Regions from separate parts of the Homo sapiens genome. Here region 1 is linked to region 2. A link is an interaction called in ENCODE POLR2A ChIA-PET data of the cell type or tissue named here. Cell type or tissue: OCI-LY7. All regions are shown on one strand. Links, peaks and the distances in the headings refer to the core of each region. The heading gives the core; the rest is flanking DNA.

Region 1 (4,395 bases), core at 322-4,321, 51 kb before region 2:
TATCCAAGGTTGTTGTTGGTGACACCAAACTGCAGCAAATCCCTGGACTTGCAGCAAACTCACCAGTGCTCCAGTGTTAACAATGGGTGAGCACAGAGCAACTATGCCACTTTAAAGAGCACACCAATTTTAATGCTATCTCAACTATCATCAAGGTTTTTCCTTAATCATATAAACATCAAATTGTGGCTTCTTCAGGATCTATCCCCGAAGTTCTTCTGGGGTAAAATCAAAGCATCTATTCTTTTTATAATTTAAACTTTTATTTTAGATTCAGTGGTACACATGCAGATTTGTTACATGGGTTTATTGCACGATGCTGAGGTTTGGGATACGATTGGTCCCGTCACTCAGGTAGTGAGCATAGTATCCATAGTTAGTTTTTCCACCCTCCCTTCCTCCTGCCTCTAGTAGTCCCCGTTGTCTATAGTTGCCATCTTTTTGTCCATGAGTACCCAGTGTTTAGCTCCCACTTGTAAATGAGAATGTGCGGTATTTGGTTTTCTGTTCCTCAGCATATGTTTTAAGGACCTATGTGCTTACCTGTGCTTGGGATGAGAGTTCGTGGTAATTTTTTTTTTTTAATTCTTGTCTTGGCCGAGCGCAGTGGCTCACACCTGTAATACCAGCACTTTGGGAGGCCATGGCAGGTGGATCATCTGAGGTCAGGAGTTTGAGACAAGCCTGACCAACATGTGAAACCCTGTCTCTATTTAAAAATACGAAAATTAGCCAGGTGTGGTGTTGTGTGCCTGTAATCCCAGCTACTTGGGAGGCTGAGGCAGAAGAATCACTTGAACCTGGGAGGCAGAGGTTGCAGTGAGCTGAGATCGCGCCACTGCACTCCAGCCTGGGTGACAGAGCGAGACTCTGTCTCAAAAATAAAAATATACATAAAAATAAAAAAAAAAAACAAAATCTTACGTTGATTATTACTGCTTGTCAGAAACACCTGTATATTTTCACTGGTTTATGGATATTTCAATAGAAGAAAAACAAGAAAAGAAATAACCAATAACATCTGAATGTTTTATTTTCTCACCTGGAGTGCCGCTCATCCCTGGAAGACGTACTTGGGAACTTCGAGCTCCTGGGAATCTATGAGAATTGCAGAACCTTGACATTTCTGAAGAGTTGACATCAGCTCCCACTGATAAAACAGACAAAGCGAAAAGTCAGACATCGACAGCAGGAGATCAATGGATAAAAACGGACATAAACTGCAAGATGTTTCTGCTCCTCGTGAGGGATTATGTTCCCAGCACTGTTAGGGGGCAGCAAACTCACAATCCCAAGAAATAAGTTTGAGTTTGGTCATATCCATGCTCTCCTCCTACCTCCCTTCTTAATGGGGCACAAACAGGGAGAAAGGCGACCTATAGCTACCTGGTATTTGATGTTAATATTGTTTGCTGAAACTTGAACTTCTGCTGACGTAGAGGTTTTCTCAAGGACACTCAAGCCTTTGACTCTTTAAGTAAATATATTAAGTGGTGCTATCTTTGTTATGATTTGGCACTGATAGCCCACACAATTAAGCATGGAATTTCCTCAAAAACAAGCCAATTGGGAGTTTCATTTACTATTCACCACTTGCTAAATGTTTCCCTCATATCTGCATCGTAAATTTCTTTTTATTCTTACAGAATAGCTAGAGATCACCAGTTTAAGAAATCCTACAAGACTTTTTCCATGAGAGCTATGCACTCTCTCTCCAGCATCACCTCTCCATCTGCTTTTCACGATGCATTTCTTACACTGGAATGTGATAAAACCGTACACTGTACTTAGCCCTTCCCTGTAAAGGGGCAATGAGCTGTTTAAGGGTAAAGGGGTAGTTACTAAGCCCATGCCATCGTCTGTATTAAGTCTTATTTTTGTATTTCTACAAGGGTGGAAAGAGAGCCTGTTAAGTGAATGTACCTGTAATGAACAAGTTCATGCCAAACAGTGGAGTAGCTTTCAATTATTTTGGAGCCAAAGACCTTCACTTCATTCTGGAGTATTGAAACACAAAGATGGTCATTGGAAATGTTGGAAACTGGTTTTTTTCCTACATCAGTAAAAGCATACCACACTTCATTTTAAAATGTAATACAGAGTTATAGAAAATATATTCAAGGCCCAAGTGACAAATTGGTAAATAGCGAAAAGAATCAGAGCTTGAACAATTTACTTAGTTCTTCTGAGCACACTTTTCCAACCTGCGACATGGGGACAATGAGGGCTGCCCAAGACGACTGTGTTAAGGATCTGTGATAATTTATATGATGCATCTAGTACAGTGTTGGACTTAAAAGAAACTCATAATATTTGAGAATATATGCAAATGCTGGATTTTCATGGAATGACAGACACCCCTTTACTCACATTGATTAAGCAGTGCAATTACAACATAGACATGAGAAGAGAATCTGAGAAGACACCTCTATTTGTGGGTACCGGCATGAGCAAACACTAAAGGAAATTTTCCCAGAGGACTGTAATCCACCTCCAACACTAATGAAAGAACTTTGTAAGCATACACGTCCAAGTGTTAACCTTTTAATTGGTGACAATCTCCTTATTATGAAAGTTTTAAGAGGTACTTAGTGTGCCATAACATTTTGTCATAAGTGTATAATTCAGTAACTTTCAGTCAATTGTTAGAGCTGTGCAACCACTGCCACAATTCAATTTTAGAATATTTCCATCACCCCGAAAAGGCTTCATGTGCCAATTTACAGACATCCTCTATTTTCACCCCAACCTCCAGGCAGCCATTCTTTCTTCTGTAGATAAGCAAGCCATCAGTAACTTCCTTGCCAGCAAAGTTGATCCTGATTTATGATTTTTCTGATACTTTAAGTAAAGAGAAAGAAAAGTCATAGGGAAGATGATATAGTTTGGCTATGTTCTCACCCAGATCTCATCTTGAATTGTAGTTCCCATCATCCCCACGTGTCAGGGGAGGGACCTGGTGGGAGGTAATTGAATCACTGGGGCAGTTACCCCCGTGCTGTTCTGTGATAGTGACTGAGTTCTCATGAGATCTGATGGTGTGATAAGGGGCTTTTCCTCCTTTGTTCAGCACTTTTCTCTCCTGCTGCCCTGTGAAGAGGTGCCTTCCACCATAATTGTAAATTTCCTGAGGCCTTGCCTGCCATGCTGAACTGTGAGTCAATTAAACCTCTTTTCTTTATAAATCATGCAGTCTCGGGCAGTTCTTTATAGCAGTGTGAGAATGGACTAATACAGTAAATTGGTATTATCTCATTATAATGAGAGTGGGGTGCTACTGTAAAGATACCTGAAAATGTGGAAGCAACTTTGGAACTGGGTAACAGGCAGAGGTTGGAACAGTTTGGAGGGCTCAGAAGACAGAAAAATGTGGGAAAATTTGGAACTTCCTAGAGACTTGTTGAATGGTTTTGACCAAAAGGCTGATAGTGATATGGACAATGAATTCCAGGCAGAAGTGGTCTCAGATGGGGATGAGGAACTTCTTGGGAACTGGAATAAAGGTGGTTCTTGAAATGCTTTAGCAAACAGACTGGAAGCATTTTGTCCCTCCCCTAGAGATCCTCATCCTCTAGACCCCAGAATGGTTGGTCCACCAACAATTTAGACCAAGTCACAGACACTCAATGCCAGCCCATGAAAGCAGCTGGGAGGGGGGCTGTATTATGCAAAGCCATAGGGGCAGAGCTGCCCAAGGCTGTGAAAGCCCACCTCTTGCATCAGCATGACCACAATGTAAGACATGGAATCAAAGAAGATCATTTTGGAACTTTAAGGTCTCATGACTGCCCTATTGGATTTTGGACTTGCAATGGGGCCTGTAACCCTTTTGTTTTGGCCAGTTTCTCCTATTTGGAGCAGATGTATTTACCCAATTCTTGTACCCCTATTGTATCTAGGAAGTAACTAACTTGCTTTTGATTTTACAAGTTCATCGGTGGAAGGAACTTGCCTTGTCTCAGATGAGACTTTGGACTTGGACTTTTATTGGGTTAATGCTGGAATGAGCTAAGACTTTGGGGGACTGTTGGGAAGGCATGATTGTGTTTTGAAATGTGAAGACATGAGATTTGGGAGGGGCCGGGGGCAGAATGATATGGCTTGGCTCTGTATCCCCACCCAAATCTCATCTTGAATTCTAGTTCCCATCATCCCCATGGGTCGTGGGAGGGACCTGGTGGGAGGTAATTGAATCATGGAGGCAGTTACCCCCATGCTGTTCTCATGGTAGTGAGTGAGTTCTCACAAGATCTGATGGTTTTATAACGGGCTTTTCCCCACTTGCTCGGCATTTCTCTCTCCTGCCACCCTGTGAAGAGGTCCCTTCCATGATTGTAAGTTTCCTCAGACCTCCCCAGCCATGCTAAACTGTGAGTCAGTTGAACCTCTTTATAA
Region 2 (4,395 bases), core at 331-4,330:
AAATTACTAAGTCTTTTTCAAGCCTATGTGACAAGATTCTGTTCTAAGTGCCTTAAAATGGTATGTTTTGTCCTCACTACCACTCTATGAGATTATTATCCTCATTTTGCAGATAAGGAAACTATGATTCAGGCAAGTGAAATTACCTCCCTAAGGCCACAGAGCCACTATCTGCCAATGCCAGAGTTCACACCCACTATGTTTAACTCAGTTAAATGTGAACCTGGCATAGAAACACATTTATGCAGTTGCTTCAAAAGTAAGGGAAGATACACAAGAAACTATCAACAATATCTGTCTCTGGATGATGAGTTTTTTTAGGCATAATGCAGTGTGAAGAAGTAGCAAATAGAAGTTAAGAGCTGTGTTGTGGAATTTATAGATAATAATAACTAAACATGGGCATAAGCATGACTATTTTCCAGGCACTATTCTGAGTGTTTCACAGGTGTGAGCTCCTTGAATTCTCAGAACAGATCTGCCTGCCCTGGGAAGTCCGTTCTTTTTCTTCTAATGAACCTTGCTGGGATAAGTTATGTTGTCCTAACAAGACAGGATAGAAATACTACTGCTACCAATTATATTAATATCAGCTATTAGCTATGAGAGAGCAGGTACTATTATAAGCATTTAGCCTCTATTAGCTAATTTAATCCTTGCAACAGCCCATTGTCACTATTAAGATCTCCAGTTTTCGGCCGGGCGCGGTGGCTCACGCCTGTAATCCCAGCACTTTGGGAGGCTGAGGCAGGCGGATCACGAGGTCAGGAGTTTGAGACCAGCCTGACCAACATAGTGAAACCTCATCTCTACTAAAAAAAAAAAATAGAAAAATTAGCTGGGCGTGGTGCTGTGTGTCTGTAATCCCAGCTACTTGGGAGGCTGAGGCAGGAGAATGGCGTGAACCCGGGAGGCGGAGCTTGCAGTGAGCCAAGATCGCAACACTGCACTCCAGCCTGGGCGATAGAGCGAGACTCCGTCTCAAAAAAAAAAAAAAAGAAAATCCCTAGTTTTCAGAAGAGGAGCTGAGGCACACGGCTATATGGCTTGCCCAAAGACATAAAGTTAGTAAGTTGTAAAAGAAGATTTTGAACGAGAGTGTGGTTCTAATGTCTAAGCACACTTCAGTCTACTGGGAGAGAGAATTTGAAACTCAAGTCAGCCCAACCAGTTGGGTCCTTATCCTCTGTAACAGTTGAACCAACTGAGGCATAGGGAGATTAAGTAACTTGTCCAAATGAGCAGGTCATAGAACAAGCTGTGCAACTCTGGGCAAGTCACTTAAGCTCTCTTGGTCTTGGGCTCATTAGTTGTAGAATGGGTAAGTGATAATATGCACACAAGTTTGGGTGATAATTAAATGACGGCTGGGTGCAGTGGCTCACGCCTGTAATCCCAACACTTTGGGAGGTCAAGGCGGGTGGATCACCTGAGGTCGGGAGTTCGAGACCAGCCTGACCAACATGGAGAAACCCCGTCTCTACTAAAAATACAAAATTAGCCAGGCGTGGTGGCACATGCCTGTAATCCCAGCTACTCAGGAGGCTGAGGCAGAAGAATTGCTTGAACCTGGGAGGCAGAGGTTGTGGTGAGCTGAGATCATGCCATTGCACTCCAGCCTGGGCAACAAGAGTGAAACTCCATCTCAAAAAAAAAAAAAAAAAAAGATAATTAAGTGACGTAAATATACATAAGGCTCTAGACTTACTTCCTGCCATATAGTTGGTGCTTAAAATAGTTTCTATTGATAGTTTGAGTCTTAAAATGAGCATATATTCCTTTAAAACCTACAAAAACAACAAAACATTTATATTTTGAGTTGAACCCTAACATGTCATTTCTCTGAGCAACGAGACTTGAATGCATTTAATAGAGCATGACATTCTCTCACTGTATCTTCATTTCTCTTGGATTTTTATTTCCTCTGACCAATTTTAACACCTGCCCTCCTGACATGATGATTGATTTTCCTGGCAGAGAAGACAGAGACAAAGAGGACTACGGTTAGGGGTGGTACTTCTCCTGTGGGCTTTTTGTACCAGACTAAAAATAGCTTTTTCACACATCTGTGCTGCTTGCAGGCTTTTGTTTCCTGACCCTCTTCAAAAGGACTCCAGCCTGCTTGCCCCACCTGTTCACCATTTGGACACATTCTCTTTGTGTCCTAACTCTCAGAAGAGCTCACCAAGAGAGCACATTGACCTCTTTACACAACAACCCTTCCTACCTCTCTCTGTCCTTCCTCACCAGGACTATTTATACCTTTTAAACAAGATTTCAGTCTTGAAAAGGGCCTTTTCTGGCACTCACTGTCTATTCACTTATTTCATTCATTTAAGCAGCATGCCCCGAATGCGCCCTGTGATATTTGCCAACATGACTTCCACTACTAACAATGGTAATAGTCGCTTCCATCTTGCCAGCGCATACGATGTGGCAGATGCTGTGCTATGCGCTGTATATGCATTCTCTCGTTTAATCCCCTAAAAACTCTAGGATGCACATACTATTACTGTCCTCCATAAACAATGGGGAAAAATGTGAGACTTAACTCAGTGAAGGTTAAGTAACTTAAGTGAGGTTAAGTAACTTCCTTGAAGCCATAGCAAGTGGCACAGCCATCCACTTTTCTCGATCCCACTTTTGTCTTTCTGGCTCAGGCCACCACCCATCCTCTGGACTAGTTCATCAGCCTCCTAACTGGGCTGCCAGCTCCAGCCTTGACCCCCTGCAAACTATTCTCTACACAGGCACAGTAAAGTTTTAAAAACACATGTCAAGCTATTCCCTTGCTTAAAACCCTTCAATGGCTCCTCCCTTCTCTTGGGATAATGTGCTAAGTCCTTATATGGCTTTGAACCCTCAGATCTCAAGCCTTCATTTATTTCCCATATTCTACGTTCCAGCTATATTGGACTTTATTTGTCCCCAGGCCTTCCACTGTCTGTTCCCTCAGTTGTAACACTCTTCCTTGCTTTCCACTGTCATTCCTGGGAGAAAATAAAGGCATCTCTCTTGCTTCCCCGCCCCATAATTCCTCCAGAAGCACATAAATTCCTCAGTAATTTCATGCATTTATAAGGTTTCTATTACATCATTTATTTCATCACAACCCCCTACAGATGAGGGAGCTGACCTCAAGCAACCTTCTCAAAATCAGAGTTCTAGCAAGAGGCAGAGGTGGGATGCAAATGCATATGTCTCTCTGACTCGACACTGTGATCTTTCCTCTGATCTTTGTTGCCATGACGTTTTTTGAGGTTAAAAACAACAGTAGATAAATGAGTCTGGACGGGGGGAATTGTCAGTGAGGCTGAAATTAATCCAATCAGCTAGGGGAAAGGAATCTTATCCTATGCCTTTGGGGGTGGGAAGGTCAGGAGTTGGGCTCCAGCTGCAGAGTGGGTTTCTGCTTTCCAAATTAGGGTCTTTTCCTTGCCTACCTTTGTGTGGCTATAATCATAGAAGCTGTTTTATTAACGCCCTTGGTAAAGCCCAGCAAGATGATACATCCTTAGCAACAAAGGGTTAGCTGGGGCCAGTCCTACGGAGTCAGAGTCTCACAAGGGACACTTGGAGGAGAGCAGAAAGGAAATCCACCAAGGAAGCGGCGATCCTGAGAAACCAAGGTTCCAGAAATGGGCTTCAGAGGATTCTTACCACCTCTCCCCCATCTCTCCTCAACCCAGCCCTCACCCATTCACTTGGGGAAATTAGGGAGGTTTGATAATAACTACAACCAGCTCCTCCTAATTAATTGCCAGGTCTCAAAAGTCACTGGTGCCTAGTGGTATGATAAAAGGCTTAGTGTCTTTTATCTGTCTTGGGCCCCACCCAGTTTGGCATTCTTTAAAGCATGCTCAACACACATCATACAGCTTGATCTTTATATAAGCCTCCTAAAAGCAGAGCTTTTTTGTTTACCTCTGCCTCACATGGAATTTTCCCCTTTGTTGTTTTTATTATCTAAGCGATACATATTTATTATGAAAGAAATAGGCCAACAGAAAAGCAATGACTCAAACCACCATCAGCTTGGCATTGTGACTGATGACCAAATCTGCCACTACAACAGAATGCCAAAAACCTCCTGCCAGATGGTAAACAACTAGAAGAACCAAGTCTGCAGCCGTGCATGGTAGGAAGGCACGGATTGGGGAGTAGCCCCAGTTTGGACTTGGACTTGGAACCAAATTCCGCGCTGTGCGAACTGTGCAGAAATTCTTACTCAGACCGTTGGAACAATAAGGACATCTGTTGGCCCACATAGCAGGAAGCTTCAGGATTGGCTTTATCCAGTGGTCTCTGTGATGCTCCTGGCCATTCCCACCGCTGCACCAGTGTCACGCACAAGCTTCTTGTGAGGTGGCTGCAGTATCCCCAGAACTCATATCC

What was found. ChIA-PET counts read pairs that join two places held together with the same protein. Peaks named below come from ENCODE experiments on the same cell type or tissue, not always from the same donor. Only the 100,000 strongest peaks of a DNase experiment are listed, where the experiment ranks them.
Region 1: POLR2A ChIA-PET joins it to region 2 with 6 read pairs; 2 of 35 experiments call an interaction of 5 or more read pairs at or near these places.

What each region holds. Positions count from the first base shown.
Region 1 is chr22:33,161,018-33,165,412 of GRCh38, reverse strand. LARGE1-AS2 (LARGE1 antisense RNA 2) reads right to left here and starts at 1,127. Exons shown (of 2, transcript XR_007068069.1): 1 at 1,043-1,127. It also overlaps a transcript of LARGE1 not described here. In OCI-LY7, for the core only: no CTCF peak of the experiment used is centred there; no DNase peak of the experiment used is centred there.
Region 2 is chr22:33,110,477-33,114,871 of GRCh38, reverse strand. LINC01640 (long intergenic non-protein coding RNA 1640) reads right to left here. Exons shown (of 4, transcript NR_134617.1): 3 at 4,229-4,395. It also overlaps a transcript of LARGE1 not described here. Among named protein-coding and RNA genes, the nearest start is that of LINC01640, 4.1 kb to the right of the region's middle. RefSeq lists an enhancer at 3,434-4,395. In OCI-LY7, for the core only: no CTCF peak of the experiment used is centred there; DNase peaks (open chromatin) are centred at 2,051 and 3,201; H3K4me3 peaks cover 1,086 bases; H3K27ac peaks cover 3,474 bases.